Linked DNA regions of Homo sapiens: region 1 is linked to region 2. A link is an interaction called in ENCODE POLR2A ChIA-PET data of the cell type or tissue named here. Cell type or tissue: PC-9. All regions are shown on one strand. Links, peaks and the distances in the headings refer to the core of each region. The heading gives the core; the rest is flanking DNA. Region 1 has its middle 240 kb from the start of LINC01985. Region 2 has its middle 190 kb from the start of LINC01985.

What was found. ChIA-PET counts read pairs that join two places held together with the same protein. Peaks named below come from ENCODE experiments on the same cell type or tissue, not always from the same donor. Only the 100,000 strongest peaks of a DNase experiment are listed, where the experiment ranks them.
Region 1: POLR2A ChIA-PET joins it to region 2 with 5 read pairs; 5 of 35 experiments call an interaction of 5 or more read pairs at or near these places.

The regions. Positions count from the first base shown.
Region 1 is chr3:30,269,335-30,285,162 of GRCh38, forward strand. No RefSeq gene overlaps it. Among named protein-coding and RNA genes, the nearest start is that of LINC01985, 240 kb to the right of the region's middle. RefSeq lists an enhancer at 1,459-1,628. In PC-9, for the core only: no CTCF peak of the experiment used is centred there; no DNase peak of the experiment used is centred there.
Region 2 is chr3:30,324,330-30,340,157 of GRCh38, forward strand. No RefSeq gene overlaps it. Among named protein-coding and RNA genes, the nearest start is that of LINC01985, 190 kb to the right of the region's middle. In PC-9, for the core only: no CTCF peak of the experiment used is centred there; a DNase peak (open chromatin) is centred at 8,642; H3K27ac peaks cover 946 bases.

The DNA.
Region 1 (15,828 bases), core at 3,633-8,632, 57 kb before region 2:
TTTTAAAAAATTACTATTATTTTATTACCTTTTAAAATTTTTAACCAATTGTCTGACTTATTCTTGGAGGGAAATAATAAAAACTTAGGTTTTTTTTTTTCAACCAAAGGGAGAGGTAATAATATGAGATCACACCTTGGTTACAAGTTAATGATCATATTCTACACAATGTAGATATGTCAGCATTTTAAAATGTCCACATTAAAATAGATATCTGCCATTAAAAATAAACATAAAGCACTTGCCAAGGTTGTAAATTCACAGACATTGAAATAAATAACTAAAACTGAGTATTTTTAAAACCGTGAGGTTTCTTGACAATGTTCATAGACCAACCCAAAAGCCACATAAAAATAATGCAGGAATAAAAAGAGAAAATGACATCAGCTAATTTTTACTTGACTTCATCATAACATGTCTGTTGGGTATTGCACATGGATACTACAAAGACTAATGACAACTCGCTTTTGGCAGCCAAGGTCATCAACAAAGAATCTTAAAGTTAACATTCATGTGTTTCAAAAAGAGTACTGCATGTACAAACACCAAAAATGTCTAAGTCTGATGGTGGGTGCCACGGTTCGGTTCCCAAAAGCAGACTAGAGACATATCTATTAACTGCAAGTGAATGAGAAAGTGAGAGCAAGTGAATGAGGAAGTGAAAGAGGAAAGGAAAAGTTGTCCGTAAAGGGTGATTATTGAGCCACCTTGCACAAGAACGAAGGGAAATTAACTCCATGGAGAAACTTTTGGAGAGCGGAGGAAAACAAATACTTTGGAATTATCCCATTCAAGGGGTGAGGGAACTTGGGTATTCGTGCATATATTCCAGAGAGCGAATGGTTGAGAACTGCTCCTGAGGATCATTAATTACCTGGATCTCTGGCCTGTGACTCATGCTTCTAGGAAGAGAAAACTTCCGTGACTCTGAGAAAATAAGTCCTCATGCACAAAGATGCAGACTCAGGCTGATGGATGTCAGCATGAGGGCACTGACAGGTCCAAGGGAAATAGATGGAGTAATGGCAGCGTCTGCTGCAATGGGTCCATAAGGAATATAGTACATTTCCTTCTTATCATTTACAAACATTTCTTACAGAATGCATATCCATTTTCCTTAATCCAAATGGTCATATAATTACTTGTTTTCTGTGTTACAGTTAGTATTATTGCCTGGTAGGCACTTCTGGCAATAACGATTCAAGATCTCTTTGCAGTAACTCTAGAAATCTTAGGTTGCAAATTCTGTTTTGACATTTTCTTTTCTTTTTCTTTTTTCTTTTTTTTTTTGAGACAGAGTCTCACTCCAGGCTGGAGTGCAATGGTGCTATCTTGGCTCACTGCAACCTCCACCTCCCGGGTTCAAGCAATTCTCCTGCCTCAGCCTCCTGAGTAGCTGGGATTACAGGCACACGCCACCATGCCCGGCTAATTTTTGTATTTGTAGTAGAGACAGGGTTTCACCATGTTGGTCTGGCTGGTCTCAAACTCCTGACCTCGTGATCCACCTGCCTCGGCCTCCCAAAGTGGTAGGATTACAGGCATGAAACACCACACCTGGCCTTATTTGACATTTTCAAAAGTAGTTTTCTGATTCTTCTACAGAAGCTTTGCTGCCATGCAATTAATTCACAGAATGACTTTTCTTCTTTGAAACTGCCAAGTTGAGGTGAGTGTCAAAACCTACATTATTAGGCAGCAGGTACTTTGAACCTGTAGTCTATGTGGTCTCGTATCTTCACTAAGTCACAGTATCTGAGCATGTATGTGCAGATGCAATGGCCATATACGATATAAGATTCATCAGAATTGAAGACCCAACAGATGACAAAACTGGGATTAACAACCCTCTAAAATAAGAAATAACTACCCTCTTAGGACAGAGGAAAACAATCTGGCTCAGTTACAAACACGTTGGCCATTTAATGCAGAGAAGACAAAAGCAAACTTTTTTCTTTTTTTTTTTTTAAAAGTTATTTGAGTCATCATCACTACCTTTCAACTGCTCAAACCCAGAATCCCTTCACCATCAAAAGAATTCACTATTATTATATATACACACAGTCATCAGGATTTCAGAAATGCTAAAATATAGGAAAAAGTCTGCATCTTTGAATAAAGAAGGAAAATAACCTATGCAGAGAGAGAATTTTTTTAAGCAGTGTACAATAGAAATCTCTTGGGAGATAAATATCTTCATCTGAGAAAATGCTTTAATAAACCAAAGAGAAACAGGACACTCCTTGCTGGGTATCAGTGTGGCCAAGTAACAAAACTACAAGGTAGGATGGGATGGAGTTGCTCTACATAATAGAAGATACAGTTTGAACCCCTGGACAATGCAGAAGAGAAGGATTAAGAAGCAAGGCTAAGAGGAACAGAAGAGGAGTCAAACCAATGAAGCTAGGTGGTGGCTGTGTGTGGACAGTAAAATTCTACTGTGAAAGGGTAATACCTACTTGTTTGTTGAGAAGGTGTTTTCGTTTCTAAAAAGTAAATTCTTACTTTTGTGTCCTAAACGATGTTCTCCTCAGTTCAGGAAATTCCATGATTCTCATTATTAGTTTGACATGTTTTTTTTTTTTTTTTTTTTTTTTGCTGGAAATGGAAAGAAAATAAATGAACTGGGATTCAAGCCAAGATGGATGTCGGGAAGGATAGAGATAGCACCTGAGGTTTACAGACCTGGGAAGCTGCAGTGGCTCTGAAACTATAAGCTCCACCCAGAGATGGCAGTGAGGATGCAGTACCTCCATACCCAGAGAATTGAAGGGGGACTGACCCACTTGTATCTATGTACTAAAGGCTTAAGTGACCTTCAACTGAAATTTGACATATATTTATGTAAGTGTGTGTGCTGCTTACCAGTCATCTTACAACTTCAGAGAAAACCTTATTTTTTTCTTTAGGAAACTTCTTATAAAAACACATACCATATATTGATGGCATTTAAAACATAAGTACACATTTTACATATTCCTATACAGTGGGGTTGCATTTTTGCCACTTTTCTTGAATTGCCCTGCAGCCATAATAATTGGTTTTTATTATTTACTATGAGTCAAACCAGTTTGTCAATCAATAGCCCTGAGAAAATGCTAAATGAGAGGAGGAAGAGAGGAGATGGCAAGTGGCCTGTTTTAATTTTTGAAATTATTATTGCTTATGTTTTACAAAATAACTAGATTTTTGTAAAGTATAAAGATGTCACAACCCTATCAGCATGAAGAATGTAGAGAAAAACCTAAATGTCAATGATCATGAAAATATTGTATTTCTTACAGGTGATGTTTATGTTTCATTTTTTGGTAAAAATATGAGTATTGTGATGATACATTTAATAGCTCACATATGAAACCCCGTGGCATGTAGATATTAAATATCATTGCTTATTGAACTATTAATAATTTAGTAGGTTTTTACAATTAACTGGATTATCTATGATAAAGATATAATGAGAAGAGTGAATTATTGGTATGTATTTTATGGTATAGCTTATATTAATTAATTAACTGCATGCTTATTTGATTTTTATAAAAGTATACTGCCTATAAATAAGTACTGAAACATTTCTGTCATAATGTGTGCCACATTTTTAACTGTAGTTAGCTTAGGGTGATGAACTTATGGATGGTAATTCTCTCTCTTCTTATTTTCCTAATTTGTTCCAATTTACTATAGGAGAAAAATGTCTTCTTGAGTTTTAACTTGGTTGTGTTTATTTTATTTAAATGCAGTGTATAGGAAAATAATCTGGTACAAGGTGTAGAAGAATTATAAGAGCTGGAGTCTAATCAGTGCTCAGCAATTTATCAGTAAGTCATCTAAACTTTCTACACTGGAGTTTAATCATCTTTAAAATGGAAGAATGACCTTTCTTTTTTGAAGTTCAAAGAGTATGCTTTGTTTTTGTTCCATTCATTTGTACGTATTTATGGCGCACATGTGCAATTTTGTTACATGCATAGATTGTGTAATGGTCAAGTCAGGGCTTTTAGGGTATCCACCATCTGAATAATATACATTGCACTCGATGTTCAATTTCTCATTATCTGCCCCCCACCCTCAACCCTCCCAGTCTCCATTATCTATCATTCCACTCTCTATGTCCATGTGAAACGCTTTTTAGCATCCACTTATGAGTGAGAACATGTGATATTTATCTTTCTGTGCCTGGTTTATTTCACTTAAGATAATGATCTCCAGTTTCATCCATGTTGTTGTAAAATGCATGATTTCATTTTTTAAATGGCTGAGTAGTACTCAATTGTGTATATATACTATGCTTTTTTTATCCAAACATCCATTGATGGATACTTAGGTTGATTCCATAATTTTGCTGTCATAAACAGTGCTGCAATAAACATATGACTGCAACTATATTTTTGATGTATTGATTGCTTTTACATTGGGTAGATACACAGTAGTGTGGTTGCTGGATTGAATGGTAGTTCCATTTTTAGTTCTTTGAGGATTCTTTTTACTGATTTCCATAGAGAGAGGCTGTATTAATTTACATTCCTACCAACAGTGTGTAGGAGTTCTATTTTCTCTGAATCCTTGCCAACATCTGTTATTTTTTGCCTTTTTAACAACAGCCATTCTGACTAGGGTAAGATGGCATCTCATGGTGGTTTTGATTTGCATTTCTCTAATGATTAGTGATCTTGCACATTTTTTCATATACCTGTTGGCCAGAGAATAATCTTTTTATCTCCTTATGAAAGAGGGGACCATGTTTCTCTATTTTTTTCTGTCTCTTATAAGGCTGTTGCCTATCACAGAGGCAAGCTTGTGCTTAATAAATGCTTGGTGTTTAATACTTAATAAAAATGATAATTATAATAATATCAATAATATATATTTAGTATTAAAATGATAAAAATAAACATGCTTGTGTTTAATAAATATTTGCTGGCTGATTCAAGGAATGAGGCATGCATGAATGTTTTGAACTACTCAGCAAGAACTCAAGCTAAGGGATAATTATTATACAGCCATGATTAAATAGCTCCAATAATCAAACTGCCAGAAAAATCCCTAAATGGTCATACTCTGTTGCCAAGAAAGGGTTAATCAGCTATGTCCTGTTAGGCGAATTACACCACCCAGAAGTAATTGCTATGAAGATTTTGATGTTTTTCTGTAGGGGTGTGTGTGTGTGTGTGTGTGTGTGTGTGTGTGTGTGTGTGTGTGCGCGAGAGAGAGAGAGAGAGAGAGAGAGAGAGAGACAGGGAGGGACAGAGACAAAGAAGGAGATATATTTGTGTATGTTTTTCAGAGGCGTGTGAACCAGAGCAACTCCATCTTAAATAATAGCTAGGTAAAATGAGGCAGAAACCTACTGGGCTGCATTCCCAGATGGTTAAGGCATTCTAAATCACAGGATGAGACAGGCGGTCAGCACAAAATACAGGTCCTAAAGACCTTGCTGATAAAACAGGTTGCAGTAAAGGAGCCAGCCAAATTCCACCAAAACCAACATGGTGATGAGAGATACCTCCAGTCGTCCTCACTGCTACACTCCCACCGGCACCATCACAGTTTACAAATGCCATGGCAATGTCAGGAAGGTACCCTATGTGGTCTCAAAAGGGGAGGCATAGATACTATACCCCTTGTTTAGCATATCATCAAGAAGTAACCATAAAAATGGTTGAGGAGCCACCCTCAGGGCAGCTCTGTCCATGGAGTGGCCATTCTTTTATTCTTTTACTTTCTTAATAAACTTTGCACCATGGACTCACCCTGAACTCTTTCTTGCATGAGATACAAGAACCTCTCTTGGGGTCTTGATCGGGTCCCCTTTCCTGAAACATATTTCTGGCAACCACAGAAGGGACTATAGTGCAGAAACCCTAATGCAGCAGCTACCTTTGGGAAAGTAGTGAGGTCCAGTAACATCTTTCTTGTGAACCACAAAAGGGACAATACTGAGGAGACCCCTTGACCCAAAGGAAATAGACTGCAGCACTTATTAGAGGACTTTGGGTAAATGGTGGGGTACTTGGGCAAAGAATGGAATTGGGTTAGAGGCCCAGCTTAGGGGAGTTAGAGTCTCTTCCAAGAACGAGTGGGTTAGAGGCCCCTCTTAATAAAAGGCAAGGATGCTTGACTGACCTTGGGTTAGACACCCAAATTAGGAGGGTTAGAATCCCTTCTAAGATTTAGGGAGTTAGAGGCCCCTCTCAGTAAAGTCCCTCTCAGCTAAGAACAGGTTTGGTACTATGAGATGTAAACTGCTATACTCTTTGGATTAATCTGCCTTGAACTCTTTGCTGATGGCTGTGGGTGACAGGGTTAGGCATGTGCAAGATCGTGGGACATGGGGAGCCTTTTCCTCCTTCAAAAGGAGAAACTTGAGAGCTGATGGGACTGCTGGAAAAAATTCCCTTCACAACAGCAGTTGCAGCCGCCTGAACTTTTCAGTATCGCTGCAATGGGTAGGTCTTTCTCTGGCCTCCCTGAGCATTTCGCCTTCCCCACCCTGCCACAGACAATGCTTTTCTCTCTCCCCTTTCCCTTTCTTAGCTTTTCTGTTACTCAGGGCAACCATCTTGCCCAGAGACCACGTGTTGAAAGTCCTGGACTGAGGCTGGATTAAAGATGACGGGGGCCATCTGGGGGCAAATTTAGGCCTTGCCAATTTGGTATTAAGTGCTAAGCAGAGTGGCTAATGTGTATGTTTTGTCACACATACTTTGCTCTGGCCAGAACAAAAAAAACGTAATTTTCCTTTATGATGAAGCTTGCCCCCAGGGCGATGGTGCCACAAGCTGGATCACTAGAGCTGCTCAAGGAAAGGGAACTCAGAAGCCTGGCATGCTGGCAAAAGGGTAAAAATTTCTTACCAGTCAGATTTCTGGTTTCTCTCTCTGTGCAAACAGTTGAATGAGAGGAAAAAAAAAAAGAAAATCAGTGTATATCTCTTCTGTAAAGTCTTAATTAATGCAAAAAAGAATTCTAAGGCTAGTCTTAAGCTGGTGTATTTTGCACTATGAATTCATTTTTCTGTGTTGAGGGGTACTTCAGGATAAAACACGGGCTTAGAACACCTTTAAGCCCACTTTTCAAGACAACCCAGCAAGCTGGTCAGTAACAACCTTGGCTGCAGGTCCCTGAAACAAACCAAAAAACTGCATGATGTCTCCACCTTGTTTTATGTCCTTGGGGGCTTGACCTTGTAACCATGTGGCAGTACTTTCTCTTGGTCTCCACCTTCCAGGGAACAGAAATTTTTGGGTTCATGTCATAGTTAGCTCTAAAAATCATATTAAATAGTTAAAAGCCTTTCCAAGCTCAAAATTAACTACTCTAGACTCCTTCCGGGAAAGGAAATGGAAGCTGCACCATGCTGCAGCTCAGTAGCTAATGTTTTGCATTTTCACAGTGGTGGTCCAGGTTCAATTCCCCACCTAAGAAGTAAATCATTTCTGGTTTACTTATCTGCGTGATCTTGTCTATGTTCTTCTCCTCCATGGACTGCCTTAAATTTTCCTTTCTCTAAGCACCTGGGAGGTTACCTTTGGTAAAGTTCAAAAGCCAGAAATATTGGCCGTTTGACGTAAGAAATTCTAAAAGGATGTTATTAAAGAGTGCTATGGTTAGAATCAGTTTAATTAGAAGTGGATATTCAAGCTCTAACAGCCTGGACTCCTTGGGAAAAACAAGAGGCACCAGAAAACCCTTTCCTGGCCCTGTTCTTCCAAGGGCTCCAACCTAAAGCTAGTAATCCAATTAAGAAACTTAAAAACTGGCAAACGAAAAATCTTACAACCACTGTAGTAATCATATTTTGTCTTTCTGTGTAGCTATATATGTGTTATGTGTAATGTTTACATAAAAGAACTCTAATTAATTGGCTGAAACAAAAATAAATGCTTAAATCAAATATTTTAAAAGCAAAATAAAAGCTGTAATGTCTTTTAGTTCATGTAATTTTAGTAATCTTTGGGAAATAAAAACAGCTTTACAAATTATTGATAAAATAAAAACATTTAGTCTAAATTATGTGGGTCAGATATTAAGTTTGCTAAATGCTTTAAGGTCACAAAATGCTTCTTTAACTTTTAAAAATTGTTCAATTTACCTACCTTAAAACCATTAGATTCTAGATAAGGCCTGGGGACATGTGGAATTAGCCATGCCCCCTAGCTATACAAAGAAGATTATAAAGAAAGAGATTTTATGTAAGAAAGGATCTTGCATGGTCAATTCTTGCCCTAAAGTAAAATGACTAGTTGTTTAAAAGGAGGGATGTTTAGGGCAAGTCAGAAAGTCCAAGAATGTCTCAGATGGTCTGTGTAAGTCATGAAAGGATTTGTGAAAGGGGATTTATGTAAGAAATGTACAATTCAAAGGTTGTCAGGCCTCCTGAATACTTCCTAAAATGCCACTATGACTCTTACTGTACAACTTGCATGCTTAAGTAAGGTAAGTTCTGGGGACATGTGGAGTTAGCCACACCCCCTAGCTATGCTGGAGAGTCAGCCCTTACCTGCACTTCTGCATGGTGTGTCCTTGGCTAGGCTCCACACCTAGTACATAATTAAAATTGCTTACTAACCAGGGTTTTCACCAAAGTAACTTTCGCTAAAAGTTAACATTGTAACATGTAATTGAGACTATAAAAAAAACAGTTTCACATGTAATGTGTGTGTAAGGAAAGTAGAATGTACTTTTGGTAAATATTATAAGAAGGCATGGGAATATGTTTTTTTTCCTAAAGGGTTAAATAATGTTTTAAGTTAGATAGAATGGAGCTAAAGGCTTGCACAGTTATGGAAGGTTTGTAAAAAAATAATTGTAAAAGATTCTGTGTGTGGACATTGGCTAAATTAAAGGGGTATTTTTCAGTATTTCTATAAATTAAACACTGGAATAAAAGCACAACAGGTTTTTCTTAGAGCAAAAACCTGCTTATGAAATGCTCTTTAACAAAAATTTGTAAAGGGTTATAAAATGTTTATAAGAATCTTATCTTATGGTTAAACATTAAAACTGGGTAAATATGTCTATAACATTTTCTTAAAACTTGGGTTTAACATTAATGCTACATTAATGTAAAGGTAAAATTTGGCTTGTTTGGTACAAAAATCATACAGGAGGCATTGTCAAATATAAACGGGTGTTTAGTTTTCTTTGGGCTGTATTTGCATAAATGTGTTATTAGTACATATTCTAAAATTATGAGAAACTTCTATAATTTTGATAGATTTAGTGTACATTATCAGGAACAATTATAATTGTTACATAAAATTATTGTCTGCCATGGAGGTAACAAATTTCTTTGTCAATTGTTTCTTTGACTGTGGCTGCCCTAAAACATTTTGTCATCCACAGACAATTGTTGTCTTGTGTTAATCTTCTTTAGAAGGTGGTTTATAATCAACTATAGAATGCTAGAAGGTCTTCTTAAATGCAGGTTTCTAATAACTTTGGAAATTGTAACATTAGAATAGAGAAAATAACTTTCAGAACTCTCATGAAGAGTTGGAATGTACATGAATATCAAATGGAATAGGAGTTAACTGAATTAACTGAACCAATAGAAAACTTAAGTAATCTTTTGAACTTTGCTTAAAACGCTGCTGATGCTTAGTTTTGTGTTTCAGAGTCAAGGATACTATCATTTTGAGCTATTCATAGCTTGTAGGAATTGAGTAAAGTATATTGCTGTGAACAAAATTTGGAACATATTTGTTTTTCTCTACCTAATTTTTCCAAAATTTAGGAAACTAGTTGTGAGTTTTCTTAACTTATGGCAATATAGTTATTTGCATAAGTGCAATAAGAATCTGCTCTTGGCTGGGCGTGGTGGCTCATGCCTGTAATCCCAACATTTTGGGAGGCCAAGGTGGGTGGATCACCTGATGTCAGGAGTTTGAGACCAGCCTGGCCAACATGGCAAAACCCTGTCTCTACTAAAAATACAAAAATTACAGGCATGCACCTGTAATTCCAGCTACTTGAGAGGCTGAGGCAGGAGAATCGCTTGAACCCAGAAGGCAGGGGTTGCAGTGAGCAAAGATTACACCACTGCACTCCAGCCTCCAGCCTGGGTGACACAGCGAGACTCCATCTAAAAAACAAACAAACAAACAAAAAATCTGTTTTCTTTTGTAACAGGACACAATTGGAGAATTTTTTTTTTTAAACCAAGGCTTTAACTGGAATGGTGTGCTTTCCTTGAAGGAATCAGCTTGACTTATAAAGCCAATAAAAGCCCCTTAAGGAATTGGCCACAGACCTTGTCTGCAACAGTCCCTATACAAGATTTCTCACCTGTGGTAAGTAAAGAATGTCACTTTTTGACAGGTCCAGAAGCCCCAAGTTATCTTGGGACCCCAAGAGGAGAGGCATTTACTCAACTTATAGGTATTTGAGGGTACAAACCCATGGCTAAGCTTGGCTTTAAAAAGTCTCATCTAAGATTCCTTCTATAGAACAGAGTTCCATCAAAGCCAATTTAAATAGAGTCTGTGTGAAAAATAATTATTCTTGCTGCACTTTATACAAATAATCAGGCCAAGCATAATAAAGGAAATCAGTCTTACCATGAATGGTCTTCAGTAAAAATGGGAAACTGGAGAGCAAAATATTATGTTTCAAGAACTATGGTACACTTTTTATTAAATTCTAGTCTCATTAGTTGTTTCTAAGTTTGTTTCTGCAATTTAGGCTAACCCTGCTTATTCCTGTGAACCAACCAGTGATCTCTGGCTGCTGCTCAGAAGAAACAAGAGGGATGGGTAATGTAAAAATCTGGATCTGTATTCTAATTCTGGACACATTACAATCAGCTATCAACCCCATATCAGCTTAGTTCAACAATTGCCCAGTTCATGAAAAGCCTTCTAATTTAGTTTACTCGGAATAACTTTACTTATTTTGCTTTGCTTTTCTGGAATATATTGCTTTTATACTCTTTGTGCAGGAATACTGGACAAGCTTGCTGAATGTTTTCTTAAACGCTTATTAATCTTCCAGATATCACCTTTTGTTGAAACTCAAGAGTTATAAATGGATTTACCATACTGATGCTTTCTTACTGAGCTTCTCTATACCCTGAATGCAAGAGACCCTCATAGTTAGGCAGGAATATCATCACCTCTATTCAGCCTAAAGAAGTTACAGAAGACGGATCTTCATCCCTCTGCAACCCTCAGGATTACGGGTTCTCTTATAAAACAGAGGGAGGAAATATCAGTGGCGTGTGAACCAGAGCAACTCCGTCTTAAATAAGAGCTGGGTAAGATGAGGCAGAAACCTACTGGGCTGCATTCCCAGACAATTAAGGCATTCTAAGTCACAGGATGAGATAGGAGGTCAGCACAAAATACAGGTCATAAAGACCTTGCTGATAAAACAGGTTGCAGTAAAGGAGCCAGCCAAAACCCACCAAAACCAAAATGGTGACGAGAGTGACTTCTGGTCGTCCTCACTGCTACACTCCCACTGGCGCCATGACAGTTTACAAATGCCATGGCAACATCAGGAAGGTACCCTATATGGTCTAAAAAGGGAAGGCGTGAATAATCCACCCCTTGTTTAGCATATCATCAGGAAACAACCATAAAAATGGGCAACCAGCAGCCCTCTGGGCTGCTCTGTCTATAGAGTGGCCGTTCTTTTATTCCTTTACTTTCTTAATAAAATTGCTTTCACTTTGTACTGCAGACTCGCCCTGAATTCTTACTTGTGTGAGATCCAAGAAGCCTCTCTTGGGGTCTAGATAGGGACCCCTTTCCTGTAACATATTAACATATCATGCTTTTTCCTATACAAATAGGATCATACCAACTACATCCCTGTAAATTTTAATTTTTTTTTTTTTTTTTGAGATGGAGTCTTGCTCTGTTGCCCAGGCTGCAGTGCAGTGGCACAATCTTGGCTCAGTGCAACCTCTGCCTCTTTGGTTCAAGCAATTCTTCTGCCTCAGCCTCCCGACTAGCTGGGACTATAGGTGTGCACCACCATGCCCAGCTAATTTTTGTGTTTTTAGTAGAGATGGGGTTTCACCATGTTGGCCAGGCTGGTCTGGAACTACTGACCTCGTGATCCGCCCACTTTGGCCTCCCAAAGTGCTGATATTACTGGTGTGAACCACCATGCCCAGCCAAATTTTAATTTTTCATTTAACATATCATAAGCATCTTTCCATGTCAGCACATTCATTTCTACCATATTATTCTTAATGACCACCCTTTGTGGAAGTATCACATTTTATTGGTAGGTATTTAGTTTATTTTTTGTTTCTAGCTGTTAGAAGCAATATGACTTGAAAACTCTTGCACATCCATCTGGGCCTTGAATTAACCATCACACTCTCAGATTCCTTCTTTGTACATATTTCCATCCTTAGGCAGAGACTGTTGCCTGCACTTACTGCCAAGCAGGGAATCTGACAGACCTTCTAGCAGATGGTCTCCTATGTTTCTCCACTTGGGGTCAACTGATATTTGACTAAACTGAATGGCCAATTAAATTCAGAATTAGATTGGCTTTTTCCTCTCATTTATGTAATTTGCTGTTAATCCATGTGGATTAAACAATCGAATTTTATATTTTGAACAGATATTGCTTTCTTTATATATTTTGTCTTTCCTTTCTCTACATAAAAATCCCATAAAATGGCATATATATAATAAATATATTGAATAGAAATTATAGATATATTGAATTATAAATATATTGAGTATATTATACATTCAATATACATTGTATGTAGATTAAATTGTAAAAATTTTATTTCAATTTTGAAGGCTCATGAACATTCTCTACCACTGATAGAGCCAGTCATTTTGCATACATAATCTCTAGTAACTTTCCCGAGGTCACATGGCTAATAGTGGCAGAGCAGAAAGTAGAACTCAGATTCCTAGTTTATGTTTGTTGTTTACAAAGACAGCACTGCTTGTAAAAAGAGGAATGATGAATAATACTGTACTTAGCTTCAGAGCCCAGCTCAGTTTTTATTCCAATAGATTAAAGTACATTAGTAGCCTTTCAAGACCTTGCTTAATTACAAATAGCCTTTGATGTCTGCTGTATGTGTGCAAAATCCCTTTGTAGGGAAAAAAGAATTTAAAACCATAAAAGCCTTTAGTTCTGACACGATGAGACATACTTTTTAACACTGATTCACATCCAAATTTATTCTAGGATGATTCCTGAGGCAGCATCTAAATATGCAGACTCGGAGACAACCTTGCTGCCAGCAGGGATTAAAGAATTTGTGAGTCACTTCTTGTATTCTAGAATGGCTGACAAAGAAATAATGTGATTTCAGGGTTGATAGCAGTGGTTGAATGGAATCCCCTGGTGGGAGGTGGGAGTGGTTGGTGGCTTGTACTCTTCTACAACCCTTTAAAAAATCTGCATAGACTTGGGGTGAGATCACCTCATTAATTTCTTTCTCCAATTAAGAATATTCTCATTTCTTTTTTTCTATTTTTACTTTTTAAATACCAATTAATAGATTTCAACAGTGTTTGGAACATAGAAGGTACTCAATAAGCATTTTTTTGATTGAAGAATGAATGAATAAATGAATTTATTAGGCATACCAAGCATGTGCCATGTTTTGTTTTCAAGCATGTGCCGTATTTTGTTTTAGGCCCTGAGAATATAGCAGTGAATGAAAAGTCCAAAAATCTCTGCTATGTTATTACTCTTACATTTTAGTAAAGAAAATAAGGCAGCAAATTAAAAAGCAAAATGTATATCTTGTGAAATATTGATAAGAACTTTAAAGAAAAGTAAATCTGGGAAGAGGAAGATGATACAGAGGATGTGAGTGATGTTGAAATTTTACAGTGGAATTGTCAAGAAAGGCACACCTGCCCCTAATATTTGTAAGTGTGTGGGCAAGAATACTAATGGGGTGCACATACCATATATGTCAATATTTTACAATTATAAACTAAAATAACCAACTGTTAATTAAAATATATTATATCTTCCTGAAATACATCTTCATAATGACAAACTTGAAAATTATGTATAAAGTTATAGCTTTTATATGACACACAATATCAAACATTATTAAATTTCATTATCAATATGTGTTTCTAAATGTTTTGTGGCCAGCCATGTTTAAAGACAAATAGAGACATACATTATTAATGACTTTTTATATGTTTGTTTTATAAAATGTATTCTATTTTTTTCATTTCAGAAAAATCTCCATCTAAAGAATCTAATATTTGACATAATTTTGTTCTGATCATCTAAGGGGCCAGAAATTAAAATATATGCAATATTAAACAAATTGAGTATTTTTAAATCAAAAAAGTAAATTAAAATTAATGTAAAATATTTAAAGATAAAATTCTTTGACATATGCTTAAAATATTTTATTCTAAAAAACTTGAATTTACATAAGTTAAAAAGTAAGAGGCAACTATAATTAGTGAATATCAATATTTTACACTGAAATTTATTTAAAGCTGAATTTTAAACATTTTATTGAAAATGTAACTAAATATTTTAAAACAGTTTTTTGAAATAAAATTATCCATAATTTTAGCTTTTAACATCTGTCTAGATTTCAATAAATAAAGCTTACATATTTCGTATATGTTTCATCTAATCTTACCTACATACAGATTTTAGAATAATATTAATATGAATTATTTGGTATCATAAATTTTTTCTCAACCACCAAGGACAACTATTGTGAAAATTATGTGAACTCGTGAGTATCCTTAGAACCACTTAATGGAACATAAAAAGAAATAAGGAAATGGACTTTCAACCTTATTATAAAATGATATTTCATTATGCAAGATATTACAGCTTTCATATATTCTGAGAGGACGAATTTAACAAGATGATTAAATTATTGTTTCTCTTCCTCAATATATTAATTATATGTTGGCATATAACTAACTACTCTAAAACTTAGCTCCTCAAGACAACAAACATTAATTATCTCAGTATCTGCGGGGCAGCAATATGCATATATTTTATCTGAGTGCGTGTGGTTCAAGGTCCTTCCCAAGTCTTCTGTGATTATTCCATGGAAGCATTAGTTGGGCTGTATCTCATATTTCAACTGGGGGAAAGATTTCTAGAGCCATTCTTAAAATGGGACAACTAGCATAAATATGCCCAACTATGTTCAGCAACTGTATCGATGCTTTACCAAACTTCCTCTTAGCTGAAACCCGCAAATCTCTGTGGCTACTCTGGGGACACTTGATATGAGGGACAATATAATGGAGGGGTGTCAGAGTAGAAAGAGAAAGTGATTCACCTGTAGTTAAAATATAGTACTTTTGAAATTTTACAAAAATATGACTATGAAGACATAGCTACAGCTCTTCCCCTGGCTTTGGAAGTGTCTTAAAGTTTAAAAATGCATCATTAGCTTCTTCATAATTCATCTCTGCTCTTGATAAAAATAAGCCAAGAAAAAAGAAATCCTACAGGAACAAAATGGTACAATACAGAGCAGATCTCTTAATTTTCAGAATTCAGTTGATATTGAAGTTATTCTTTATTCAATGTAGTCACTATGTGACTTCATCTCTCCTGAGGGAAAGAACAGGGATATAGATCAGCCTACCTCTCAAGTCTCCATGATTCTGTATTCTCTTTTAAAAATACCTTCAGTGCATTCAGTGTCTCCAGCAAGCTGATGAAGACTCAAAGTTACCTGACCTCTGGCTGAATGGAAGGTTCTCAGTGTCATGGAACATTGATAGTCAAGAGAAGAATGCTCCAGAGCTGATACCTAAGAAGGCTGCTGGTGGTGGAGAGGGTGCCTATAATGGGAAGGCCGGAGCTACTACCAGAGTAGAACATCTGAAACAGAGAAACTTC
Region 2 (15,828 bases), core at 5,617-10,616:
TGTCTCTGGCAATAAGTAGTGATGTAAAACCCAAAATTTGGGATGTAAAATCCCCAAACTAGAGATTTAGCCAAAGAAAAGGTGAAAATGAATGAAAATAAGCTAAGATTCTCAGAGGTAGCAGGTAGTGGGGGAAGGGACACTCATAAAATTCTTCCCAAATCATAAAGAGAGCAAGAGCAGGGCAAAAGGAGAAAGTGGTCATAGTTACTGGAAACAATGGGTTAAAATAGGATAAAAGAACAATCTGGCTGACTCAGGAACTGAATGAAAAGCTATAATGCCTCAAGTTAAATTGAAAACATTATTTGTGTCCGAAAAGTATCTTTTCACAGGACCAGAATACCATGGCTAATATCTACTTGCTCTGTTTTGATTGCTAAGTGCCTGGCTTTCAGGTTGTAAATATTTTGACTAGTACCCCTGGATACAGTCTGACAAAGAGTAATAAACTTGGCTATAAAACATGTGAGCAATGCTCAGATTCACTAATAAAAGTGCATCCAACCCCATGCAGTCCTTCCCACCAGTGAGATGTTGGTAAATGTTTAACAGCTGGCTCTCTGGGCAGAGGTAGGGAGGACTATATGCACACATATATATATGTTTATAAAATTTGTACTCTTATGAAGAATGCATAGCATAAAAATGATAAACTTACAAACATTATTTACCAGTAATAATAAAATACACAATACATTCCATACGGCCAAATGATTTTTAAGAATAGTTTTGTTGAATTTTGTTGAGCTCTTGTGTTCATGGCCAAGCTATGGTTGTACTCAATGAGTGTAGTTTCAACATGAATGTTTATTGATGTTTTCTTTATTTGTCTAGTAAGAATAAGTGAAACAATAAAGATAGCTTTCATCTGTCAATAAATTGAGCAAATTCTTTGTGTATTGGGTAGTAGTTTCCAAATACTGAAAAAATATTTTCTCAATTTTCCGTTATAATGACAAAACATACAATGCACATTTATGTTTAAGATATGTTATTAACATTCTGTCTTCTTATTAAATCTAGATCATCAACAAAACAATAAGCCTAGCTCTGATTTGTAGTATTTGCCAATTTTCAGGACGTGTAAACTGCCACCATAGCTGATTTCAAGCAACGAATGTGACATCACTGAAAGCACAAAAATGGTCTTAAATAACCTCAATAGTATGGATAATAGAAAAATATAGTAAAGTAATCAGGATGGGGGAGTTTTTAATACAATGCATTTATTTTTAAATCAATATGATTTAATTTTTAATAACATCTGTGTATATTTAATAACCAACTTGCAAAAATGGAATAACCTGCTCTCATGAGCTTGTATGAGCAGGCTGCAGTACACCACTGCTTCCCACTCTACACTATCTTCAAGTTTTAAATTAGAAGACAAACAGTTTACAACTGGATTGGAAAGAGACTCATTGAGGATCCACCCACTCTGTTTTAGACCTGACACCACTGCCCAGTTAAGAGTATCCAGCATAAAGGAGTGAGACAAAGAGAGGGAAAGGTCTAATACATCTCTCCTAGCATATGCAGTAAAATAATGGGAAAACAACTATACTATACCAAAAATACATGAAGAATCTATTCTTGAAGAAAAGATAAGCTTTCAGAAAAGAGGGACGTTTCCTAGAGGTGCTTTAAGCTATAGATGAACTAAATAATGTCAGGAATTTAAGAAATAAATGTTTAAAGATAAGATAAAGAAATACCAAGCAAAACAGCGAGCAAAATGAGATAAAAATAAAGATTTTCTTGATAAGAAAATAAACGGAGGCCAATAACAATACAACTACAGATAAATTTTTTAATTATTTTTAAACAAACACCAGTAAGTAAGCATGGATGACAGACTGTTGACAAAGAGAAAAAGCTAAAGATAGCCATTTAACATGCAAGAGGGAAAGGACTTATATAGTAATCCAATTCAAGAGAAAAAATAGATATTACAGCAGACAAAGGTGATTCACCAAAAAGTTAACTGGCATTCTTAAAGATGAAAACCCAAAAATAGAAGAAAAAATATCATCAGTGTCATATTAAAAGATTTCACTGAAATAAGACAAAACTAAATAAGCAAATCAAAAGAAAAATTAATATAAAAGCTGGCATGAAGATACCTTCTAGACAAGCACTGGCATTAATTACCAAGAATAAGGAATTCTCTAGAATTATTCTGGGCCCAGACTTCTCCAAAACAGCATTCAAAGGAACAACAACAACAACAACATTTTTTTACAGGAAATAAAAATATGACCCTGAAATATGATGCCTAGTCAAGTTGTCTTTCATGGAATAGCCAAAATGTAGAAATTTTCAAACATGAATGAATCTGGTAGCATAATACCAAGTAGCCTGTTTTTAAAACAAACAGACTTCTAAACATCCAGACTTCTCTGGACAAAATCCAGACAACTAGATGATGGAAGAAGACACAGTGGAAAAGGGATCAATAGTAAACACAGAATATAAAATCATGGGAAATATATAATAGGAGGTAAATGTTATAAATATTAATAATGTACCAATAACAAACAATAAGTAGAAAATGAAAGGCAAAGGAAGATAAAAAATATAAGAACATTTTCTATATATAAGCAATGAATGAGTAGAATCAAAATTAAAAATTGTCATTTATATTGGCACCCTAATAAATAAAATACTTCGGCATAAATGTAACAAAATATATACAAAATCTATCTGAGAAAAACTATAAACTTCTGATGAAATGAATCACATAAGAATTATATAAGTGGAAAGACATTTTATGTTCCTGGATAAGAAAACTTAATATTGTCAAGATGTCAGTTATTCCCAACTTGATGTATAGATTCAACACAATCCCATTCAAAATCTCAGCAAGTTATTTTATGGATATAGACAAACTGATTCTAAAGTTTATATGGTGAGAAAATAGACATAGAATAGCAAACTCAATATTAAAGAAGAACAAAGTCAGAGGATTGACACTAGCTGACTTTATTATAAAGCTATAGTAATTCAATGTGGTATTGATTTTTTAAATAAAGGACAAATATATTAGTGCAACAGGAGAGCCTAGAAATAGACCTACACAAATATTGTCAACTCATCTTTGGCAAATGAGCATAGGCAACACAATGGAGAAAAGATAGTGTTTTCAATAAATGGTGCTAGAACAACTGGACATCCACATGCCAAAAAAAAAAAAAAAACCCCACTATTCTAGACATCAACTTTACAACACTGATAAAAAATAACTCAAAATGGGTCATAGACTTTAATTTACAATGCAAAACCAGAAAACTCCTAGAAGATAAAATAGGGGACTTCAGGCATGGTGATGAATTTTTGATATAACACAAAGGCACAATCCATAAACGAAGCAATTGATAAGCTGAATTTTATTAAAATTAACAAGCCATGTTCTGTGAAAGACAATGTCAAGAGAATGAGAATATAAGTCACAGACTGGGAGAAAATTTTTGCAAAAGATGTAGCTGATAAAGGACTACTATCTTAAATGTATACAAAAATTCTTGAAACGATGAGAAAATGAAAAATTGTATTAAAAAATAGGCCAAAGATCATAGACATCTTGTCAAAAATTATATACAAATTTCATATAAGCATACAAAAAGATGTTCAACATCATATATCATTAGGGAATTCCAAATTCTCTAATACAACAATGAGATGCCACTACACACCTATTAGAATGGCCAAATCCAAAACACTGACAATACCAAATGCTAATGAGGATGTGGAGACTCTGGAAGTCTCAATCATTTCTAGAGAAAATGCAAAATGTTATAGTCAATTTGGCAGAGAATTTGGCAGTTTCTTACAAAACCAAACATACTTTTACTACATGATCCAACAATCACATTCCTTGCTAATTACCCAAGTGAGTTGAGCAATTATGTCCACATAAAAGCCTGCACGTGAATGTTTACAGCAGCTTTATTCATACTTACCCAAAGTTGGGAGCACCCAAGATGCCCTTCAATAAGTAAATGGATAAAAATATGGTGGCACATTCAGACAATGGAGTACTATACAGTGATAAAAGGAAATGAGCCATCAAGCTATCAAAAAGACATGGAGGAACCTTAAACCCATACTACTGAGTGAAAGAAGTCAATCTGAAAGGGCTACGTACTATGTGATTCCAATGATATGACATCCTGGGAAACGCAGAACTATGGAGACAATAAACATTTCAGTGGTTGCTAAGGTTAGAGGAGGAAGGGGTGAATAGGCAGAGTACAAAGGATTTTTAGGGTAGTGGAATTGTGCTGTGTGATACTACAATAGTGAATGCATGTCATTTTACATTTCTCAAAACCCAAAGAATGTACAGTGCCAAGGGTGAATCCTAAAATAAACTATGAACTTCAGGTGATAATGATGTGTCAACACAGGTTTGTCAGTTGTAACCAGTGTACTACTGGGGAGTGAAATGTTGATAGTTATGGAGGTTGTGTGTGGTGGGAGAAGCAGCTGGTTTATGGGAACTCTCTACTGTCTGCACATTTTCACTGCGAACCTAAAACTGCTCTAAAAACAGTCTATTTAATACAAAATTTAATAAGAGTAGAAATATTATTGAAATCTTCACTTTCTCACATCACGCATTGATTTATGTCAAAAAAGTGAGAATAAGGTGTTTTTTATGAGTTGTAGAAAATAATGTACCACATGGTTTACTAAAAGACAAACTTGATTCTAATGAGTAATAATGAATGCATGAATGAACCCTCTTTTTAATTAAGGCATTTCAAGAGAGTAAAGGGTACAGCATGCATCATGCTCTTGGTATTGGATGTTGTCACCACTGTCTTTATCACTGACTTTTTAAATTACACTCTAAGGTTTAGCAATACGGTGGTCTCCTCTCCTGGAGACTGGACCCATAAAAGACTTTCAAATTCAGAAGTTTGTTCCTATATAAAAATGTCTGTTATTTGTCCTGGTAATATTAAGAATTTCATGTACTTATTCAAATAATAATTTCTTAATAAAACAGCCTCAAAATTAAGAAAGAGACATGTGTAGGAGTCAAAAGAGTAAACTTTTGGCAGGGATTCTGAATACTGAATACATCCTTTGAAAATGTTCTCAGATTTAGAGAAATCACACTTTACATAGAGGTTTCCTTTACTGTAACATGAAAATATTATTATCTCCCCACTTTTATAAATAACATGGTAGCAGCTAAGGTCTAATCTAAATAATAAAAATACCTTTTTATTTTATTTTTTTGATGTGTAAGGCATTGAGCTAAGAACTTTGTTGATGTTTAACATTATTTAATCTTCATTTATCCTCTAACCTATTTATCATTCTTAATCTCATTTTTAAAATGAAGAAACCATGGTTCAGAGAGGTTCAGAATTAACCTTCCTAAGGTTGCAAATCCAGTAGATGGAAGACCTATAGCTTAAAACTATTTATGCCTAATTCCAAAATGCATATTCTTAATTTTATCACTCTTCCATTTCTTCTTTTATACTTCCCTTAGGACATCTCATTAAAGGTAGAGAGAGATAAAGCCACCATTTATGGAGTGTTCATTTGTTCTTTTTCTGCTTTTAAAATTTAGTCCCCATAATTATCCTCTGAGGAAGTAGTAGTATTCTCAATTTAAATATGAAAAAATAAACTCATAGGGCTTAAGTTTTAACTAAACACGATTTATCCAAAAGAATTTTTCATGTCATTTGAACTGGGTCTTGCTTGAATCCAATTTCCTTGTTTATTCTCACTATGAAAGAATGTGTAGTTTATAATGCCAAGTGCAAACATGGAACCTACTAGTTATTTTTTTTAACTATACAAAACACACTTTTCCTCTTCTACCTCTAATATTTGGGGACAAATGAATAATATTCATGGTAACTGCCTACAGGAATCAGCACAAAACTCCTTTTTAAGACTTATCAGAAGATTTGAAGATGGTGGCAGGCCAGCAAAATTTAGTTATTTTTAAATCTTGCCTCCGATTCTAAGAAATTGTCCACACCTTTGAAATCTTCAAGAAAAAGTGCTTTGAAGAATAGCAGTTTTTCTTTAATCATGGCAAGATTGTTATTTCTCCATCATCAGACCCCCTTCTAAAAAACGAAGAGGTTGAGAAATGGAATGATTCCCACAGTCTCGCACAGACTTGAGAATAATTGGTGAACTACCATAGCAGTGATATTTTCCTTTTTGCTAGCAAAGCTCTTCCAAGGCAGTAATTTACCTCTCCTCAGGAACATCAAAATCTTCAATTGAATAATGATGGATTTGAAAAATATGGGCCTGAAAGAGATCAGTGAGAATCAGTTTCTTGAAACCTGTAATCCCAGTTTACTGCTTACAAAGTGAAAGAACTGTAAGAGCAATGAAACCATTGGCTGCCACCCTAAGAGCCCTCTTCCTAACAAAAAAAAAAGTGGAGCTGAAATTCAGGCCTCCATTCAACACAAGAGACCTCTCTATCCATAAACTCCCTTCTGCTCTCTTTATTCTAGTGGCAAATGTACCCTACACTTCTCCTTGCTAGTGGCCACTGCTTTAGGATTTCTGAAAATCACTTGCCTCTTCCATATAAGACACCCAGACCATTGGATAAAGCAGTTTGTTTGTCAACTTTGCTTTGTTTAGTAATTATAAAAGCAGTATAAGTTCACTGTAGAAAATTTGAAAATATGGACAAAAACCTACAGGTTAAAAAATCGCCTATATGGTAAAAGTCAGAAGACTCTATATTGCCAAGCAAGTAAGAAGTGTAGGTGTTCCCAGACCAAACTGAGGGTCAGGCTGCTATTCTAGTGGCCCAATAATGAGATGAAGATGAACTGGGGAGGAAGAGAGTTTTTATTTCTGCCACTGGTTACAGGGAGAAGGCCTGGGAATTATTGCCAGACCAGCTGAAAATTACAAAGTTTTCAGGAGCTTATATACCTTCTAAGCTATATGTCTGTATGTGTAAGTGTGAATTTATCTAAAGACATAAGTGATTAACTTCTTTTAGTCTATAACTAAACTCTGAGTCCAGAACACCTTCGTCTGGAGCCTCGGTAAATTTACTTAATCTAAATGGGTCCAGGTCCTGGGGTGATTAACTTTATCTTGTCTCTTGCTAAATCACAGAGGTTTGGGGATTCCTTTAGACCCCCAATAAACTTATTTGTGGAGTCCTGGGGAGTTTCTTCAACCGCCCAATAAAACTTGTTTCATCTTAAATGGGTCCTGTTAAGAATTCCTTCATTATTTTGTCATGCTTTAAGGCCCAGGAAAGGCCTAGACAAAACTCTTGTTTGGGCTTTTGTTACATTCCAGCTTTTGTATAAGGGCACTTGCTTTTAATATTTAACTTAACCACTGAGTCAGTACTGAAACAGTTGTTATGGAGGCAGGTGTTAGTAAGACCTGGCCTGCCACATAGGTGTTGGTATTGACTGAGGCACCAGGGAGCCTTCCAGATTGCAGATGTTTTATGTCTTGATCTGAGTGATGGTGACATGAGGGTCACATAGTTAAGAAACGAATTAAGTGATATACTTTATGCACTTTACTGTAGGTATAATGTACCTTATTACAAAGGAAAACATTTAAAATAACCAATTACTCCAAAACCCAGAATTGTCTTTACATCTGGGAATGTTTTCTTTATAAATGTATGCATATATATGTAAACATGTTCAATTATATCATATATACATGTATGAGGGTATATACAATATGCACTTATGCACTGGTTTGGGGTTCTTTTATCTTTACTTAAAATATGTCCCTCTATTTAATAAATTTCAACTTACCAATATTCATAGATAAAACAAAGCTGTGTGGAGAACATAGCTCCCTACCAACAGATGCTATTAGCTCTCTTGCTCTGTAATTCTCTTATCGGCTGCAGCCTTTTAAAAAAAAAATTAGTCTACAATAATTTTACTATGGTTATTTTTGAGGTATTACATAAAATTTATTACTTCACTTTCTTCACTAATTCAAAAGTCACTGAGAGTGTAGAAATTGTCAACAGGAAAAGGCAAATGACGAGAGTGAGAGCAGAAGTAGAGACGCATGTCAGAGCGGGTCTGGGTGCAGGCAGAGACAGCAGCAGACTTTGCTTTTACAAGACTTGGAATTGGGGCTCAAGCCAAGTTTAACCTCATTTCCCAGTGCAGGTGATCTCTGAATTGCATAAACAATTAACTTTCTTGGACTTTTGTGCAAGTGGTTTATTAAAGAAACTCTCAGAAAAATCACCAGTAAGAGCAGGGGGACAACAGGACAGGGAAGGCGAAGAGTCTAAGGAAGGATGTGATTTCAGGCAAAGCCCCAGCCTCCCCGTGATCCCACAGGAACCATGGAGTCAAAATGCCACCTCAGAGACGTCTGGCACTCCCACAGCCAGCCGGGCATTCACACTCCTACAGGAGTCTGTCCTGGAGTGAGGGTTGGGAGGTCATCCTCTCCCAGGTGCTTCCAGTTCTCCATGCAATGCAGAGAAGTAGTAACAGTAGCCTGAGGGTAGCCCTTTGAATGAAGTTGTAGGAGCAACCCACAGAAAGCAAAACACACAGAAGCTGGGGTAAAAGGCATTCTCGTGGGTCTGGGTGGAGTGGCCATACCACTTCCCTGTCTTAACTCTGGGTCGTGGCTAGCCCCAGGTGACTGGAAACCTACACTTCAGTGACCACAGCTACCTCTTTTGTAATGTCGTTTTCAGTGACAAAGTAAACATCATTATGTCCATTAATGAGTTTTCTTTCAAGTTGAGGGCATTCTGGTGTTCTTTTAAACCTTAGTCTCTCATAGGACAACCTGGAAGAATCTTGAGATACAAGTTTTATTATCCTCACTTTAAAGCTGAAAGAAACTAAAATTCATATATGATTAGCCCAGATCTCCACAAAGTCCATGCTTTTTTCTTTACTGTGTTCCCAATTTGTGTGTTAAAAAGAGTCCTCTAAAATGCCTGGGGATAATACCTACATAGTGCCCGCTGTGTTCTCCTCCTGGCAGCACCATACATGAGACTGTGATATGCACGGAGCTTCCTGGAGGTGTGTAACGCCACATGTTTGTATTCTACTTTCAGACTGCCAGCATCAGTATAACGTTTCCTTCGAGAAAAGGAGGAAAAACTTTTGATTCTCAGGCATTTCAATTTTTTTCCATTTTTGCAGATACATATTTCCTATTTCTCAATTTAAAATAAAACTCGGTCCTCCCACTACTCAAACATTCTGTTATGGTCTCCTAAAAGTACTGTGTTCTTGTTTCAAAATCATTGCATCTTCTCCGACTCTCCTCCAGGAAGATATTTTGTATTTTATGAAGGCATATTTTTAAAGCACTGCTGATCGTTTTTATATATTTTGAATATATATTTCAAAACTGCAAACTTTTGCCCTTAAAATATTCATATACCTCTTTTCCCAGTATTTCTAAGAATTTTTGAAGGACAGCTCCTGTTTTTTATGTCATACCCCAGCACGTATCTCTAAGAGCACCTTTATAATTGCTTTGTTGCAATCGTGGTGATAGAAAACTAGGAATTATGATAATGCATTTATATATTAATAAAAATAAATCTGGGAATTTTGGAGATGTCTTCAGAAAGCACATTGACATGTTGCTGGGCACTCAAAGCTCCATTCCTTCAACACAGGAGAAACCCTTTCAAGTCACAGCTCTGCCAGTATGTGACAACTTTTGACAGTAACTTATGTTTCTATATTTCAGTTTCCTTATCTGACAAATGGGGAAAGAATGCCTACTTTGCAGGGTTCCTGAAAGAGCCAAATGTTATTATTAACAGTAAAAAAAAAAAAAAAAAAAAAAAAAGAGCATGCTGGCAAGGCTGAGGAGAAAAGGGAATTCTTACTCATTGTTGAGAGGAATGTTAATTAGTTAAACCCCTAAGGAAAGCAGTTTGGAGATTTCTTTAAAAATTTTAAACAGAACTACTGTTCAATCCAGCGATGCCATTACTTGGTATATACCAAAGAAAATTAATTGTTCTATCAAAAACACACAGGCACTCATATGTTCATTGAAGCACTATTCACAATAGCAAATATATGAAATCAACCCAGGTGCCCATCAATGGTGGATGGGATAAAGAAAATGTGGTACGTTTACACCATAAAATTCTATACAGCCATAAAGAATGAAATCATGTCCTTTGATGCAATAGGAATGCAGCTGAAGGCCATTATAGTAAGCTAATGAACACAGGAACAGAAAATCAAGTACTGCATGTTCTCACTTATAAGTAGGAGGGAAGCACTGGGTATACAAGAACATAAAAGATGGGAAGAGTAGGCACTGGAGACCACTAGAAGATTTAGAGTGCGAGGTGGGCAAGGGCTGAAAAACTACCTATTGGGTACTATGCTTGGTACCTGGGTGGTGGGATCATTAATTCATACCCCAAACCTCAGCACTGCACAATATACCCATGTGACAAACCTGCATATGCACCCCCTGAATCTAAAATAAAAGTTGAAGTTATAAAAATGTATAACAATTATTGTCATATATGATTCTAGCAAGCATATTAAAGCTTGAAAGAAAATCATTTATGGTGAGTAAAATCAATGTTTACTGTTAGAGATAAGATATAGGAAAACTTTTATTATATTGAATTTGTAACAATATAATTATATGGCAATTCTTAAAAAATGATAACTATTCTTTGTAATTCTTATATATTTTGTCTTGTGATTGTTTTACCACAATGACTGGGAGCTGAAATAAAATACTGTACAGAAATGGTTCTCAAACACACACACGAAAAAAGAAAAAAAAAAATGTGATCTCGTTTGTGAAAGCATTTTGTTAAACTGTAACTCACTGGCCACATTTAGAATAGTCATTACCGCCATATGTATGTATGTTTGCATGTGTTGTACATGTTTATATATGGAATAATACATGGAAAGCAGTTTGCATCAGGAAGTGGGGAACTGTTCTACTGCCAGCTCTACTCCTAACAAGCTGCTTGCTATGGACTTCAATGAGCCCTTTTTTTAATTTGTGGGTCTCGGCTTCCTTATCTGTACTATGAGATGGTTGGATTAGCTTAAAGTTCCTTCACAAACTAAAAATTTTTACTAATGTGTCCATAAATTCAAGTGTTGATTTTCTTTTAATTCTACCTCTTCTTTATTTCAAAATAAATGATTAGATAATAAATATGTCTAAATAAAATTTCTGCTTCTGTATTGTATGGTTAAGAATCATTGAAAATAGATACATGTCCCCCCAAATAACCAGAGTAGTCCCAGATGAGGTGATTTCAACATATTAAGATCTGGGACAGTGTTGTTATAGCAGATATTACCAAAAAAAAAAAAAAAAAGGAATTCAATAGAGTAGGCTTGATAAGATGCATCATTGCCACTGGCAATTTCCCATTATTGATTCAAGGAAAGAGTTCCACATGGACATCAACACATTGAACATTAGCTACATTCATTTTTTTTTTTTTCTCAACAAGAAATACTTTACAGGGACTTACAAACAGAAGCAATGTCCTGGGCAATCAGGAGGTGGTGGATCCCTGCACCTACCCTCCAGAAAGTACTCTTTATAGAACAAGCATTTACGGTAAAACTGGTGCAGCTGCTTATATCTTCGGACCTTTTTTTTTTTTTGCCACGATATGTGACCACTATGTGGATTAGATCAGCAGCTTTATGACGAGTAATGTATGCTCCAGGCATTGACAACCTCGCTGCAGAACACTTTGGTAGGTGGGGGTTAAATGCCCATCATCAGGGCGGTGTCCCTTCAAGATGGCATCACTGGCCTGGCGCTGTGGGTCACGCCTGTAATCCCAGCACTTTGAAAGGCTGAGGCAGGCGGATTACTCGAGGTCAAGAGTTTGAGACCAGTCTGCCCAACATGGCGAAACCCTGTTTCTTTTTTTTTTTTTTAAATACTTTAAGTTCTAGGGTACATGTGCACAACATGCAGGTTTGTTACATATGTATACATGCGCCATGTTGGTGTGCTGCACCCATTAACTCATCATTACATTAGGTATATCTCCTAATGCTATCCCTCCCCCCTCCCCCCACCCTATGACAGGCCCCGGTGTGTGATGTTCCCCTTCCTGGGTCCAAGTGTTCTCATTGTTCAGTTCCCACCTATGAGTGAGAACATGCAGTGTTTGGTTTTTTGTCCTTGCGATAGTTTGCTGAGAATGATGGTTTCCAGCTTCATCCATGTCCCTACAAAGGACATGAGCTCATCATTTTTTATGGCTGCATAGTATTCCATGGTGTATATGTGCCACATTTTCTTAATCCAGTCTATCATTGTTGGACATTTGGGTTGGTTCCAAGTCTTTGCTATTGTGAATACTGCCACAATAAACATACGTGTGCATGTGTCTTTATAGCAGAATGATTTATAATCCTTTGGGTATATACCCAGTAATGGGATTGCTGGGTCAAATGGTATTTCTAGTTCTAGATCCTTGAGGAATCGCCACACTGTCTTCCACAATGGTTGAACTAGTTTACAGTCCCACCAACAGTGTAAAAGTGTTCCTATTTCTCCACATCCTCTCCAGCACCTGCTGTTTCCTGACTTTTTAATGATCGCCATTCTAACTGGTGTGAGATGGTATCTCATTGTGGTTTTGATTTGCATTTCTCTGATGGCCAGTGATGATGAGCATTTTTTCATGTGTCTTTTGGCTGCATAAATGTCTTGTTTTAAGAAGTGTCTGTTCATATCCTTTGCCCACTTTGTGATGGGGTTGTTTTTTTCTTGTAAATTTGTTTGAGTTCTTTGTAGATTCTGGATATTAGCCTTTTGTCAGCTGAGTAGATTGCAAAAATCTTCTACCATTCTATAGGTTGCCTGTTCACTCTGATGGTAGTTTCTTTTGCTGTGCAGAAGCTCTTTAGTTTAATTAGATCCCATTTGTCAATTTTGGCTTTTGTAGCCATTGCTTTTGGTGTTTTAGACATGAAGTCCTTGCCCATGCCTATGTCCTGAATGGTATTGCCTAGGTTTTCTTCTAGGGTTTTTATGGTTTTAGGTCTAACGTTTAAGTCTTTAATCCATCTTGAATTAATTTTTGTGTAAGGTGTTAGGAAGGGATCCAGTTTCAGCTTTCTACCTATGGCTAGCCAGTTTTCCCAGCACCATTTATTAAATAGGGAATCATTTCCCCATTTTTTGTTTTTGTCAGGTTGGTCAAAGATCAGATGGTTGTAGATGTGTGGTATTATTTCTGAGGGCTCTGTTCTGTTCCATTAGTCTTTATCTCTGTTTTGGTACCAGTGCCATGCTGTTTTGGTTACTATAGCCTTGTAGTATAGTTTGAAGTCAGGTAGCGTGATGCCTCCAGCTTTGTTCTTTTGGCTTAGGATAGACTTGGCGATACGGGCCCTCTTTTGGTTCCATATGAACTGTAAAGTAGTTTTTTCCCATTCTGTGAAGAAAGTCATTGGTATCTTGATGGGGATGGCATTGAATTTATAAATTACCTTGGGCAATATGGCCATTTTCATGATATTGATTCTTCCTATCCATGAGCATGGAATGCTCTTCCATTTGTTTGTGGCCTCTTTTATTTCGTTGAGCAGTGGTTTGTAGTTCTCCATGAAGATGTCCTTCACATCCCTTGTAAGTTGGATTCCTAGGTATTTTATTCTCTTTGAAGCAATTGTGAATGGGAGTTCACTCATGATTTGGCTCTCTGTTTGTCTGTTATTGGTGTAAAAGAATGCTTGTGATTTTTGCACATTGATTTTGTATCCTGAGACTTTGCTGAAGTTGCTTAACAGCTTAAGGAGATTTTAGGCTGAGATGATGGGGTTTTCTAAATATATAATCAAGTCATCTGCAAACAGGGACAATTTGATTTCCTCTTTTCTTAATTGAATACCCTTTATTTCTTTCTCCTGACTGATTGCCCTGAAAAGAGGGAATCCTCCCTAACTCATTTTATGAGGCCAGCATCATCCTGATACCAAAGCCTGACAGAGACACAACAAAAAAAGAGAATTTTAGACCAATATCCCTGATGAACATCGATGCAAAAATCCTTAATAAAATGCTGGCAAACTGAATCCAGCAGCACATCAAAAAGCTTATCCACCATGATCAAGTGGGCTTCATCCCTGGGATGCAAGGCTGGTTCAACATATGCAAATCGATAAACGTAATCCAGCATATAAACAGAAGCAAAGACAAAAACTACATTAATTTGTTAGGAGTTTTAGTAGGTCAGAAGTTGTGAGCTTACATGTGTATGCCCAAGGCACGAAATAATTCATGGCAGGCCAGATACTTATTTATTGGACATTTATATTTACTTTATTGTCCACTCTCTATATTTTGCTCCTTGTGGACTAGCACTCTCATATCTACCAAAAATGTTTATTTAGTGCCTACTAAGGCTGTATATATAAGTTAACTTATTTAATCTGTACAATAAAAATTCTGGGTGGATATAACAGAATTTTGTTCAATTATAGAGAACCCAAAGTAGCTTAAAGAAGGCAGAACTTTCTCACAGAAAAAAAAATATATGTATATATGAAGAAGGCAATTAAACATGCACAGAAGCTCTCTTATACCCAGAAATCTGGGATCATTGTATCTTTCTGCCTTACCATTCTAGTGTATAACTTCTATTTTTAAGATCACCTTCTGGTTTAGTATGGCTGCTGGAGTTCCAGCTATCATATTTATATTCCAGGCTGAAGGAGAGAAAGAATAAGGTAAAGGAGATAAACCTCTGAACTGAGTCAGAAACTTTTAAAGAACCGTTCCAGAAGTCAAAAAGACAAGTACTTAGGCTAACATTTCATAGACCAGAACTTAGTCCCAGGAAGACAGAGAAAAAAAAAAAAAAAAACTCTGAAGACAATGCCCTCATCTTAAAATGGAAAGTTCATAGCTAAGGAAAGGGAGAATGTTGATTAATAGGCAAATAACATAGGTGTGATCATGCTACAGATGCAGACATTAAGGCTCAGTGGTTAATTTATGCAATTATGAGATATTATGGCAAGTAATCTACCTAATTCCAAAGCCAACATGACTTTCACAATGTAACGCTGTCATCAGTGTTATCCTGCAGGGGGTTGCCATGTATAAATACTGAAAACCATTTGTGAAATGAGGTAGCAAATGAGCACCCTGAACCATCAGCATAATAAAATGGTAAAGAGCATGGACTCTAGCTCAGCCTTTCTCAACTTTGATGTACACATGATTACCCCGCTCATATAAAGGAAGATTACAATTCAGTAGAAATGGCATGGGCTCTGACAGCCTGCATTTCTTTGCTGCCTTCCATGGACCACACTTTGAGAAACAAAGGTCTAGACTTGCATTGTTTAACATGATATCCACTTATCACATGTGGCTACTGAATACTTGAAATGTGGCTGGTCTGAATTGAGATGCGCTATGCTGAAACTGCACAATACACACTGGATTTTGAAGGTTTAATATGAAAAACACTCAAAATATATCATTAACTTTTTATAGATTTTATATCGAAATTATAATGTTTTGCTTATATTGGGATGAACAAGATATACCATTAAAATTAAATTAATTTAACTTTTCACTTTTTAAATGTGGCTACTAGAAAAGGTAAAATTATATATGTGGCTCATGTTATATTTGTATTGAACAGTGCTGATCACATTGAGTGATGCTACTTATTTCAAATTCTGAATTCTGTGACCTACTAACAGGAAGACTATGATCAAGTTACTAAACATCACTAATTTCAGTTTTCTCTTGTAAACTGAGATTAATAATAGTGTTTGCTTCAGAGGTTTACTGTGATGATTAAATAAGAGAATC